3 separate regions of the Homo sapiens genome follow, and regions 2 and 3 are each linked to region 1. The links are chromatin contacts, found by Hi-C or POLR2A ChIA-PET in ENCODE. All regions are on one chromosome and are shown on one strand. Each heading gives the region's core, a stretch centred on a gene start or an enhancer-like site at or near the end of the contact. The rest is flanking DNA. Distances are from core to core; before and after follow the strand shown. Region 1 overlaps ADD3 (adducin 3). Region 2 overlaps XPNPEP1 (X-prolyl aminopeptidase 1). Region 3 overlaps XPNPEP1 (X-prolyl aminopeptidase 1).

Region 1 (2,513 bases), core at 8-2,507:
TAAATTGCTGAGACTGGGTCACTCATTTGATCAACTTACTATTGATGAGAAAATGCCACAGGGTTAATGTTTAAGATGCTTCCACACTGAAGTACAAATAAATAACAAATCTTCCATTTTTATGAAGAAGAATATGCAGATCATTTACAGCATATACAATCATGACAACCTGAGAGGAAAAATCCTTTAAAATGGAAAAATTAAGGTAGGATTATTTATGTAAATTATTTAAAGATTCCTTGCCAGGTTGTCTTAAATAGTAATCGCACCTGCATTTAACCATGTTATACTGAGATACAGGCAATTTTTTTTTTTTAAGACAGGGTCCCACTCTATTGCCCAGGCTGGGTGCAGCGGCATGATCATGGCTCACTGCAGCCACAACCTCCCCGGGCTCAAATAATCCTCCCAGCTCAGCCTCCCAAGTAGCTGGGACCACAGGCTCACATGACCACGCCCAGCTAATTTTTCTATTTTTTGCAGAGACGAGGTCTCACCACGTTGCCCAGGCTGATCTCAAACTCCTGCGCTCAAGTGATCCAGCTCCCTCAGCCTCCCAAAGTGCTGGGATTACAGGAATAAGCCACCATGACCAGCCACTAGCCAACTTTTTAGGAGCATATACTTTATATAAAGCAAGGGCTGTAAGTACTTTATACTAATGAATTCACACCTACAACATCTAAACTTTGACAAAAAAGAAAAAATCCTTTTGCCTTTCAAAACGTTCACTTCAGGAGTTTAATCCTGGAGTAGGAAATCCTCAATGAATTCTTTGGACAGTGTATATGTACAGCTGTCCCTAGGTATCCATCAGGGATTAGTTCTAGGACCTCCCATGGCCACCAAAATCCAGGATGCTCAAGTCTCTGATATAAAATGAAGTGGTATCTGCATAAAACTTTGTACTTCCTCCTGAATACTTTGAATCATCTCTAGATTACTTATGATGCCTAATACAATGTAAATGCTATGTAAGTAGTTATTCTGTATTTTTACTCTAATATTTTCAATCTGTGGTTGGTTGAATCTGAGAATGCGAAACCCTCAGAAGTGGAGGGCCAACTGTAACTTCCTCAGAAGATTCAGAGAAAGGAGGGGGGGAGGTGGAAAAGCTCATGACAATTGCTTCTGAACTTCTGAGAAGCAAAGTGACAGGAGCAGTACAAAAACTCGGTGGAAGCGGGAAAAGGAGGAGCTAAGAAACCAGATGAAGAGACAATATAGGGAGCCAAGGGTGACATGAGATAAGGGGATCAAGTAACTGTGGCAGCCAAAGACGCTGGGCCACACCCATAGAGAGCTATGTGGCTTATTTCAAGGGGGTGGAACACTGAGCAAGTGAACAATTTTGGTTTTGTTTAACTGAAAGGTTGCACAATCCTGTAAATGGGGGAAGGAAAGGGGGTGTTTTTCCAGTATAGAGAAAGTTAGGATAAATAGTTATCCCTTTAAAAAATATTAAACAAAGAGAAGTAATAACTAAATCATTCAAAGGAATATGAAAAAAACAAAGCAAATCAAAGCAAAAATAATCTAGCATTGTTGGTGTTTTAGAAAAGCGATGTATACCTTATACATGAAAATGAAAAACTGAGAACCTTGAGGAAAGAAATATAAACTCTATGTAAACCCAGAACATTACTTATTGACTGTCATGATGAAGCTTTTTATCTTGTGGACCATGCCATCCTTCAAACTACAAGATCCCCATAAAGTACACTGACACGAATTTTGGGGTATGTGGATCAGTGTAAGGTTCTTCCTCACTCCAACTTTAAATATGGCAGCTTATAGAAATAATTCTCAATGACTGGATTCTTAAAACTTAATCCAAGATAAGCAATACTGTGACTCCTGTGGGATATTTCCAAGTTATTAATCTGAAACAGTTCTCAACCTCTTTAAACTCATTCCTGCTGGTCCAATATAATAAATGATATGATGCTTTAAATAAAAAGGGGAGGTGGAGGGAAGAAAGAAGGCCCAAGTTAGCACCTCTGAAGTTGCTTTAAAGTTTATAAAAACTGCAAATGAGAAGTAATAACATAATATACATTTATTGTATTTTTCAATCATGTGGCTAGAAACTACAGAAATAATTTTAGAAAGGCTTTCTTCCAGGTGCAAATTACTTTATTTGATTTCACGTTTAACAGTTACTGCCTTTACTACACTCTAGGAAATGAAAGTTGAAAAATATTTCAGGTTTTTTATAGATGATTTATTAATCAAATCTACTGATTTTTCTAAGCATTAATATCTTCCTACAGGAATTTTTTTAAAAGGCACTATACAGTTAACAAGCATTTGCTTTCACCATAATACAAAAGTCAAGGTGTGCTTGCTAAACCAGAAACCAATCAGTGCACCTAGACCCGTGTTCTTAACACAGTCAGAACAGAGCAACCAAGTGTAGCTTTAATATTTTGGCTTACCAGTTTGTAAACAAAAATTTGTAGCTAGAGTGCAAAAGAGGGATCTAAATATACAAACCTCTCTCAACATAATGT
Region 2 (2,513 bases), core at 7-2,506, 180 kb after region 1:
AGTGACTTACATCCCTAATTAACTTAATGATCTCAACGTCAGAGAAAAACACCTGTAAAACTTTTCTCTCTCCCTGATTGTAACAAAAACACAATCCCATGATAGAAAACTTGGAAAATGCAGAGGAAGTAAAAAGAAGAAAAAAAAAATCACGTATAAATTCTGTTACTTAGAGATAATCAGTGTCAATATTCTATGCATATATCATTTTATAGCCTGATTTTTTCACTGTATCAGTACACTATAAGCATATACAAGCATAATTTTAAGTGAGTATTAAATACTCCATCATGTGGTTATACCATAATTTATTTAACTGTTTCCCTAAGGATGACCTTTGGGTTATTTGCAGTAATCCTGTAATTTATTATGATGCTACCATCAAAATCTTGGTTCATGAATCCATGTCTTAGTGTTTGATAATTTTCTTCCTATTTCTGGTTGGCTTTTAGGGCTTTTGACTCATCTTGCCCTTTGTCTGCCAGAAAGTTTGCACCTTTGTATTTGAATTTGTCTGTCTTGCCACACCTGAACACCAGGTACTGTCATTTTTAAAGAAGTGCTAGTATGATAGGTAAAAAATGGTGCCTCATCACTTTAAGAAGCCATTATTTTAAAATAGAGGTTATACTTTTAATGCCCAGGCGTTTTTTTGCTCTGATCCTCATGAGAACAAGTGACGGAAGCTGGAAGTCCTGGGACCAGAACTGTGCTCTCTCCTGGTCTGTCTAGTTCTCAGACGTTCAGCAACATCACTGTTACTGGCTGTCCGCAGGTCCCCCACCCAGTCGTGGTGCCAGAGCAGACCCATGGGTGGGCTGCAGGCTCTGATTTCATTGGTGAGCTGCAGCCTTGCTGACTCACTGCTTTTCTTTCCACCTCTGACAGGAAGCTCCGTCTCCATGGGGCTCACTGACCCTTACAGAGGAGGCTTGCCTGGCTTCCCTTGTGGGAGGGTCTCAGTTTTTCTACCCTAGGTCATCTGCCTCAGAAGGGAGAGAGTGCTCGTCTCCTTCCTTTTTATTTGGGAGCGCCAGAGGTTTGTCGGCTTCAAGGCCAGGCCTGGCAGGTCACCACTAGGCGGATCATTTCAACTCCTTGTGGGGGCAGTTCTCAGGATTTCAACTAATAGCTTTTATTCCCTTCTCCGGGCAGTGATGTGGAAGCCTGAGAAACAGCTCTGGTGCCATCACGTGGTGGACATGAGCAATTGCAGCTCAGAGGTGGAACCAGACGGGAGTCAGGCTTCCAGCCTTTCTGTGCGATTCCACTGAATCCTTGCGCAGCAGCTGGACTCCAAGCTGAAGCTCTTCCCTCCCGCTACAAGCGACCCCTTAACATCTTAAGTCAGACAGGTGACAGGGATTTTGATTTCTTTTCTAGGGCTATTTAATCTCCGAGGATCAGATGTGGAGCACAATCCAGTATTTTTCTCCTACGCAATCATAGGACTAGAGACGATCATGTGAGTGTTTGCCCTGCATCTGGAACTCCCTTCCAGAGCTCCTCAGAGCCCTAGTGTGCCCTTTCTGGTCCTGGCCCACCCATCACTGCCTGATATTTCACTGATGTGCTTCTTTTTTCTTGCCCTTTTAACATTTTCCCTTCTTGTTTTCCTTAGCAGTAGGTGTTTATTTATATCCTGCCTCTCTTTGAGCCCCCAAAATGGTTTGAAACGCATGAAAGTGTCTATAGTTCGGGCCACCCATTTGATGTCAAGTTTTCTAGCAGCCAGTGTTAAGGGGTATATATGCTCAATTATACAATTCTGGGTCCACAATGCAAATAAACCCAGTCATTTTGAAGGTCAAAAATAATATGGGAAAACCCCTCCAACTACGCTTTGTTGAATTGTCAGTTTATTTTTTCAAAGCATTTCGTGTGGCCTTCTTTTCATTACTGTTCTATTTCAATAGCTTTTTGCATTAAGACAACACATTTATTAAGTGCTGGTGATGTGCTAAGGGTCTCTGTTAGGTGCTAGGGTGACTGAAACAGGACGGGGTCCTTGGCTGGAGTTGGGGAGATGAGCATGTCCTCTTTCTAAAGTATTTGGGCACATAAGTGGGCACCAGTCTGCTTGTGGGACAGATACAGGTGTTACGAGAGGGGCCTGACCTAGACTTGGAGATCAGAGCAGACTCTTGGGGAAAGTAATATTTTGAAGCAGAGAGTAAGGATAAATGTGGGTGAGTTAGGTGAATGGCAGGGTGAGGAGGGGCGGGGAACCATGATCCAAGCAGAGGGAACAGCATTTTCAGAGACTCTGGACAGTAGAGAGCACAGTGCATGTGGAGGACCTGAAGTGGTTCAGTGAGGTCAGAACATAGTGAGGCCAGAATGTGAGCAGGGGCCACAGAAAAGAGAGGCCTTGTGGGCCACATTCAGGAGCTTGGGTTCTTTTTCTGAACAAGAATAGTGGGAAGCTATTGAACGAATTTTTCAGAGGGAACCACATGTTAGATGTACAAGTTGTAAAGAATATTATGACTGAAACATCGGTAGATGGGGAA
Region 3 (2,513 bases), core at 9-2,508, 160 kb after region 1:
TTGGCTATTGTGAGTAATGTTGCAATGAACATGGGTTTGCAAGTATCTTTTTGAGATCCTGTTTTCCATTCTTTTGGATATATGCCCACAAGTGAGATTGCCAGATCATATGATCCTTCTATTTTTAATTTTTGGGGGAACTTCCATACTGTTTTCTGCAGCACCTGTACTATTTTGCATTCCCACCAATGGTACACAGCATTCCAGTTCTTCCACTTCCTCACCAACACTTGCTATTTTTTGTTTTGTTGTGAGGTGATGGCTCATTGTAGATTTGATTTGCATTACCTGATGGTTAGTGATGTTGAGTATCTTTTCATATGCTTTTTGGTCCCATTTGTATATTTTCTTTGGAGAAAATGTCTATTCAAGTCCTTTGCCCCAATGAGTTTCATAGCTGCAGGACTTCTCAGGGCCTTTAATATGCTGATGTGCACTCTGTACCTCTAAGGAGGGGATAAAGTATTCAGCATTTTTCAGACTTAAATGTCCATGGAATTTTCCCAGTTATTTCAGGGGCGGGGTGGGAGACTCTAGTGTTTCATGGAATACCTTTATATGTTGTTCTGTGATAGTACTTTTCATCCGATGATGGGTCTTGCATGTAGAGGTGGATGAAGGGAGAGGTCAGAGTGAGAGGTGTATTCAGGCACCAGCTCACTGGCTGTTCAGCCTGGCAGAATATAGGAAAAGTAGAATATCAAGCTGGAATCGGGGTGGTGGCATGTGAGGAAGCCATGAGGCTGGGTGCATAACTGTTAGATCTAGTAGGCAGTGGGAAGGTAAGGATAGACTTGGTGAGGTTCGTTTGTGTTCATTAGAATAGACAAATAAGATTGGTCAACTTCAGGCTGGGTGTGGTGGCTCACGCCTGTAATCCGAGCATTTTGGAAGGTTGAGGCAGGTGGATCACCTGAGGTCAGGAGTTCGAAACCAGGCTGGTCAACATGTGAAACCCCATCTCTGCCAAAAAATACAAAAATTAGCTGGGCGTGGTGGCTCATGGCTGTAGTCCTGAGTACTTGGGAGGCTGTGGTGGGAGAATCGCTTGAACCCAGGAGGTGGAGGTTGCAGTGAGCTGAGATTGCGCCACTGCACTCCAGCCTAGGCAACAGAGCAAGACCCTGTCTCAAAAAAAAAAAAAAAAAGATTGACCAACTTCATATGAAGCAAAATATCATCTTGACCAAGGACTGGGTGAGGAAGTAGGCTGGCCACTGTGATTTGAGCCTGAGTTATGGTATGAGTCGTAGGTAGCAGAGGAGCTGGGCACTCCCCCATTTAAGAAGGGCAGACCATTGCCTTGTCTTCAAGGAATTTTGTTTTTTCTTTTCTTTGGGCCCCTCTGATGAGCTCTTCCTTGTTTCCTGTCAGTCCTAGGCCTCAGCCTTTGGATGTGGGCTTCATGTCACCTGGATTCTCTGCTGGATTCACCAGTGGCATTTTTAATTTTCTGCCCTTCAAGCATTGGACAGTTGCCCTAGGCTGATTTGATTGCAGTCACCCTGTTAGTGTTGAGCAGATGGTGGTTCCCGCAACTGGAGCACATGATGATTATGTAGCAGTTGGTTTGGGCAGTTCTGTAAGTCCCCTGGCACAGTTGTCTGAAATTGGGGCCCTCCTCCGAAAGGGTTCTCACAGGTCGTCATGGAGCCTCAGCTGAAGACTCCTAATAGCTCTACTATTTGTGAATCTTTACCTCCAGGGGAGGCCTCAGTGTACAGAAAGATTCGACCTGCTAATGTTACTTGAATTAAGAGTTGAAGGTTTCTGGTTAAGGGTGTGTTGGAAGCTTTGTAGTGTTTGTATTTCAATTTCAGTTTTCTTTTGCCTGGAGTTAGGATATTATCTGTGTGTTTACTAGTAGGAGACACCGACATCTTATAGCTGAGTCAAGTTTATCTTGATGTTCTTGGTCCTGGGTGCTGTTCCTTTGCCAGCTTTTTTTGTTTGTTTGGTCATCATAAAGCTGATTTTTGGACACCCTGACTGATACTTAAAAATGTTCTATCTTTGACAGTAGGTGTGGCCTATTACACCCGAAGCAATTCCTTCTGGGAGTGGCAGTGAGGCCATCTAAGCCACAGGGGATGTTCCAGGCTTTCCCTCAGCTCTTTATCTCCTACTAATGATCCTGCAATATCAGAATTAGATGGCTTTTCCCTCCATGAGGAAACTGAGGCTCTAATCTGAGACAGATGTGTTTTGTAGCAACATCCTGAAAATACAAAATGTATCAAGCTTGCTTGGTGTTAGCTGTTGCTCTTATTGCAGAAGTCACTGTTTAGACTTCACAGACTTACATTTTTGCACTCTTGCTGTCCTTCCATCTTCATCACCCCTCTCCACTCTTTCTTTTATAATCTTAACTGTCATTTCTATTGCTGTAGCTTAGCTGTCTGTCTTACATACGTGGAGAAATTGTGTTTTGTTTGTTTGCATGTTTTCTGACTGCTGCTCAGGGCTAGGTCTGGGGCAAATGCAGAGGGCAGGTAGTTAGCATATAGGTAAGC

What was found. A loop is a pair of places that touch in the nucleus more often than their neighbours do. ChIA-PET counts read pairs that join two places held with the same protein, here RNA polymerase II (POLR2A). Pooled maps may share reads with other maps.
Region 2: a map of heart right ventricle shows a loop between it and region 1 (2.7-fold over the local background). The contact joins two enhancer-like sites. A Hi-C loop is called at or near these places in 6 of 168 maps with a recorded cell type or tissue (cardiac septum, chondrocyte, endothelial cell of umbilical vein and 3 more), 7 of 37 single-sample maps with no recorded cell type and 17 of 50 pooled maps. POLR2A ChIA-PET finds 5 or more read pairs at or near these places in 5 of 52 experiments (CD4-positive, alpha-beta memory T cell, Caco-2, H1 and 2 more).
Region 3: a pooled map shows a loop between it and region 1 (3-fold over the local background). The contact joins two enhancer-like sites. A Hi-C loop is called at or near these places in 5 of 168 maps with a recorded cell type or tissue (CD4-positive, alpha-beta memory T cell, GM12878, OCI-LY7 and 2 more), 14 of 37 single-sample maps with no recorded cell type and 13 of 50 pooled maps. POLR2A ChIA-PET finds 5 or more read pairs at or near these places in 9 of 52 experiments (CD4-positive, alpha-beta T cell, CD4-positive, alpha-beta memory T cell, GM12878 and 6 more).

The regions. Positions count from the first base shown.
Region 1 is chr10:110,066,880-110,069,392 of GRCh38, reverse strand. All of the region lies in intron 1 of ADD3 (adducin 3), which reads right to left. Among named protein-coding and RNA genes, the nearest start is that of ADD3-AS1, 60 kb to the right of the region's middle. Within about 2 kb of position 1,257, at least 11 of the 41 ENCODE cell types and tissues checked have a DNase peak (open chromatin) inside an H3K27ac peak, as active enhancers do.
Region 2 is chr10:109,883,019-109,885,531 of GRCh38, reverse strand. It overlaps XPNPEP1 (X-prolyl aminopeptidase 1), which reads left to right. Exons shown (of 21, transcript NM_020383.4): 9 at 1,384-1,465. Among named protein-coding and RNA genes, the nearest start is that of XPNPEP1, 39 kb to the left of the region's middle. Within about 2 kb of position 1,256, at least 12 of the 41 ENCODE cell types and tissues checked have a DNase peak (open chromatin) inside an H3K27ac peak, as active enhancers do.
Region 3 is chr10:109,902,481-109,904,993 of GRCh38, reverse strand. All of the region lies in intron 3 of XPNPEP1 (X-prolyl aminopeptidase 1), which reads left to right. Among named protein-coding and RNA genes, the nearest start is that of XPNPEP1, 20 kb to the left of the region's middle. Within about 2 kb of position 1,258, at least 8 of the 41 ENCODE cell types and tissues checked have a DNase peak (open chromatin) inside an H3K27ac peak, as active enhancers do.